Regions from separate parts of the Homo sapiens genome. Here region 1 is linked to region 2. A link is an interaction called in ENCODE POLR2A ChIA-PET data of the cell type or tissue named here. Cell type or tissue: MCF 10A. All regions are shown on one strand.

Region 1 (2,500 bases), 170 kb before region 2:
GTTAATAATTTTATGTTCATTTTTATAATAACCTGTATAATTTCTGTATGCCCTGCTAGACTGTGTGCTTCACAAGGCCAGGGATGATGTCTGTTTACCATTATTGCTAACCCTTGAGCACTAAATATTTGTCGAAGGAATGAAAAAATCACCAGGCATGGTGGCTCAAGCCTGTTATCCTAACACTTTGAGAGGCCAAGGCCACGGCAGGAGGATTGCTTGAGCCCAGAGTTCGAGACCAGCTTTGGCAACATAGTGATACCCCATCTCTACAAAAAAATTAAAAAATTAGGACATGGTGGCTCATGACTTTGTCCCAGCTCCTGGGGAGGCTGAGGTGGGAGGATTGCCTGAGCCCAGGAGATCGAAGCTGCAGTGAGCCAAGATAACACCACTGTACTCCAGCCTAAGCGATAGAGCGAGACTTTGTGTCAAAATTGACAGATTCACACTGACCTTCAAGTCACTTTGGTTCTTCTGCAAAGCAGAGAGATCCTGCTGGGTGGTTCTGCCTTGGTGGCCTGCCAGTGCTCTTTCTGCCTGTCCTACCCAACTGCAAAGATCCTCCAGTTGCTGGTGACAGGTATTTTGTTGTTTCTGCAGGGTCTAATTAAAATGCAAAGGGGTCAAGAGACATTTCGTAATTCACATTTTGCAAATACAAGAAACTCCCTGAAATGTAAAACAGGAAGGTTATATCTCAAGGATGGAAAAGTTGGTGGGAGACTAGAATAGGAAAAGACATAGAAATCATATTCGGAAAGCTCCCCTCATTTGGACAGTCCATTGATCTGGGTCTATGGATTGGATAATCAGGATAATTATGAGAATGTTTCTAGTTCAGGTTTTGGTTTGAGAGCTCCTTCACCAGACTGCTGTTATTATCTTTGGAAATGGAGAAGAAAGAGCCCAGATGCTTGAAATCCACACATGATAATGGTGATGATAATAATTTAGTGGTTCTGATCAATCCCTCCACTAGAACCAGAGATTTGCTACATAATATGCAAAAGTAGAAGAATTGGAGTAGAAAGAAAAATCAAAGACCTGGATAATTCATAAGTTAATCGAGCTTCTTAATAATTGAGCTGACTTTATAAATCAAATGTCTCATCAATCCAGAGACTCATTAAATAAAATGATTACACGCCAGGCATGAAGGGCTAGATTTGGCTATTTTGAGAAGGAAAGTGCCCAAGAATAGCAACTGGCTCAGTCCTTTAGGTGTCTACACTAATATCAAAGGAACAGGCCAGGCCCAAGGAGAGAGAGGGAATATGTTTCTGTGCCTGATCCTTTCTCTAGATTTTATCTCAGTTGTATGACATTGAAGCACCTGACTGAGCAATTGAGCATGATGTGTTCTCCTGACCATCCTTCTAAAACCATTTTCCACCAGTTTCTACCTTCTGATGGCGCTTTAGTCACCTGCACTTACAAACAGGTGCCCAAATTGGCCCTCTCTCCCCCTCTTTAGGACAAATAGAAGGGCTCTGGAAGAGAACTCCTAAGAGCTCTTCAGCTGTAAAACAGGATCTTCATGGGTTAGGATGGGTGCAGACTGAATCTGAAAAAAGCAAAGCAAACAAGTTAACACAGAGACATACACACACATCCAAGGCAAATATTGAGAGAAGCAGAGCATTTCTGACAATAACAAGGTTAATAAGCATTGTGGAATTAATTACATGCTCAGGGAGAATGTTCACATGCAGTTCTATCACCTGCTGCAGCTCAGGAGTCTACCCTGAATCTGGGCTGGGTCTTGTCTTAATGTGGCTCAGATGAATTTTACTTCATTAATTATCCAAAGGTTATATCATGCTATATAAACTCCTGAATGCGAGCATTGCACATGCTCAGTTTTCAAAGGTAACCTAAAGCTTTCCATTAATATATCTCAATTTCAATATAGTTGAAAAAATGAGACAGTAATACAGGACATATGGCACCAACTACCCTAATTCCCTTAAAGTCTGACTCAAAAGCTCAATTTTTTGCACAACATTTAATAAAGGAGCCCTTGAGACAAATTTTATGGTGATAATGACAATTCTAATATCATCTTGCTATATGCCAACTTACTATTCAAATAGCAGAAATGGCATGAACATCATTCTGGGTATTCTAAGGTTTTGATGTTACTATTAATGTAATTATGTTGAGTTGAGCTTTGCAAGAAGAGAGTTGTGATGGAAGATGGTAGGATGGTTAGTTTTTTGTTTGTTTGTTTGTTTGTTTTAGTATCATCCTGCTTCTACATACTGTTTTCCATGATTGAATAAGCGAATAAGCACTGGGCACTATACTGTGAGGAAAGGTGCAAGAAAATAATATTAATTCTTAAAGAGCCAAAAATTAATACGATTCTAATAAAATTTCCTTGTCAGCCACTTAAGGATTGTCAAGGAACCTTATGGTAAATCATTTGAAATAGATTAAATAGAATGAAACTGATTTCAGAACCCTTCTCCTCAAGAGCTCAGGGTATCTAGATGTT
Region 2 (2,500 bases):
TGCCACCACACCTGGCTAATTTTTGTATTTTTAGTAGAGACGGGGTTTCACCATGTTGGCCAGGCTGGTCTCGAACTCCTGACCTCAAGTGATCCACCTGCCTCGGCCTCCCAAAGGGCTGGGATTACAGACATGAGCCACCGCGCCTGGCAGCATAACTTTAAACTATAATATATAAACTATACAATTAGCACTGGGAAAAACAGGCAAAAGGCTAACCGAGACAGTCTAAATTCTACCATCAACTCTGACCTCTTTGATCACACATAATTGAATGCCTACTGTGTGTGTGTCAGGCAATGCTCTTTACATATATAACTCTAATCCTCTCTAATTCCTATTCTTTCAGGTAGAAATTATCACCTCCATTTTACAGAACAGGAAACTAAGACTTACAGAGATTAAGTAATTTGTCCAAGATCACATAGCTAATAAGTAGCAGAGCTGGAATTCAAACCCAGGCCTCTTCAATTGCCTATCTAGTGCTTTTTCCACTAGTTCAATGGCATTCCAGTATCCTGACTCTCCCATGTATGGTTCATCCCAAAGACTTCCAGAAACAGAAGATGCAGAAGGGCAGCTAAGTCCCACCCCAACTCTGTTCTGAGTGGAGCAAGTTTTCCTAGAGCAACACGGGGTCTGGGGAAAGAAAGGAAGGGGTGGAATATGAGCAAAGACAAAGATGGACATCAGAAAATAAGTGTGTGGGGGAGTTCACCTTGCAGCTAAAAATGAAATTGAATAAGGGCAGGCAGCCCTGGCTAAGATAAGATGACTTCAGTCAAAACTGCAAACAAACCCTTTTCCTGATGACATCCATTTCTCCCCTGTAAACAGAAGTTAAAATATCACTTAATCACTGTTTAATCATTCTCCATAAGTTCACTGCAATTTAACTCCTTATGTTCTGACTGCCTCCAGCATGCTCCTAGACAATCCAGGAAAGGAACTAAAGAGACCATCAAGAGGCGGCTAAGGCTGACAATAAAGCAGAAAGAAACTTTCAATACGCATTAAGTCTCCAAAACCATTTTACCAGTTAGAAATTTTTTATATTATGATCACAAGCCACCTGATCTCTTGGCTTTCCAATCTGACACCTGATTCATGCCATAGCCATGCCTCATGAAGGAATTCCAGGAGTGAGACACCAGACCAGAATTTCACTCCTGAGGGTCAGGACTTTAGGACTGCTGGAATGTGCCCAGTAAAGACGTGGGGGTGTCTGGGCAGCTGAAAGCCTCCACACGGGAATTCAGTAAGGACAACTGCTGAACCCTGGGTTATGGATTTAAAAATAAACCTCAGTGACCCGCATGCCTTAAGAATCATTTGGGAAAGAACGTTGCTGAATCCAGCAACTATGTGCCCCACTGGGGTGAACTACAGAGAGGGAAAAAGAGAAAAATGCTTTTACTACCCCTTTCAAGGAGTATGATAGGACAAAAAGACAAAGGAAATCCAAAATTGGCTTCCCCAAGAGCAAAGACTTACAAACTACCTGTATTTCTATATTTCTTATATTTTAAGGTTTCAGGAAAGGTGTTAGTACATGTGCACTGTCTGTGAGGTACTAAGATTATGTTCAGTACATAAACGAATGAAAACCACCATGGCACATGTATACCTATGTAACAAACCTGCACATTCTGCACATGTATCCCAGAACTTAAAGTAAAATTTAACCAAAAAAAAAAAAAAAAGAATGTTGAAAAGGAAAATTACAATGTAAGGTAGCACACTGGCTGACCTTTATGGGCTTACTGAGGACACAAATATAACCTCATACTCCTCTCCTGGAATTTGTAAGGAGAAGACAATGGGGAATAAAGATTTCCCTGACAGCCTAAAGATTTCCCTGACAGCCCAGATTCTGCGGAAATCCCCCTCTCGGTGATCCCATTTCTCAACTTGATTGAAATAACTACCACCCAGATTCCTGGAAATTGCCATTTTACTTATTCAATGGGGAGTTTTATTGCCATGGCAGTGCAGCTTTCATAGCTACAGGATTTCAGCATTATGCTCACCCAAATGATTCTTAAAACTTAAGAGTCACTGAGAAAGGCCTAAGGGCACTTCAGAAAGCAATGGCTTTCCCATTCACCACAGCTTCTGGTATAGATGGCAAAGGAAATAGTGCCCGGAGCAAAACTGAGATGTTTCCCAGTTACCTCTTGGAGCTGACTCTCTGAAAGATGGTTATATTATCAATGCCAATCAGAAACTAGGCATGGAGATTACAGTCCTACCTTCCTCTATGAACACAAATACGCCTGCCCCCACCATCATCCCTCTCTCCATTAGCAATAACATTTACGAATGATATGTGGAGTGGCTCCTGGACCCCTCTCTGATGTTCCCTTTTTGCACAGCAAAATGATGACAGCCAGGGACTGATGATGCAGTTATTTGTACATTAGGCATCAATCTGGAAAACTCCTTCTATAGAAACAGTAGTTAGGCCGGGAAAGGTGGCTCACGCCTGTAATGCCAGCAC

Evidence for each region. Peaks named below come from ENCODE experiments on the same cell type or tissue, not always from the same donor. Only the 100,000 strongest peaks of a DNase experiment are listed, where the experiment ranks them.
Region 1: POLR2A ChIA-PET joins it to region 2 with 5 read pairs; 2 of 35 experiments call an interaction of 5 or more read pairs at or near these places.

What each region holds. Positions count from the first base shown.
Region 1 is chr1:39,347,584-39,350,083 of GRCh38, reverse strand. MACF1 (microtubule actin crosslinking factor 1) reads right to left here. Exons shown (of 101, transcript NM_001394062.1): 42 at 457-606. Among named protein-coding and RNA genes, the nearest start is that of BMP8A, 140 kb to the left of the region's middle. RefSeq lists an enhancer at 2,279-2,500. In MCF 10A, no CTCF peak of the experiment used is centred here; no DNase peak of the experiment used is centred here.
Region 2 is chr1:39,177,385-39,179,884 of GRCh38, reverse strand. It overlaps a transcript of MACF1 not described here. Among named protein-coding and RNA genes, the nearest start is that of MACF1, 26 kb to the left of the region's middle. In MCF 10A, no CTCF peak of the experiment used is centred here; a DNase peak (open chromatin) is centred at 1,144.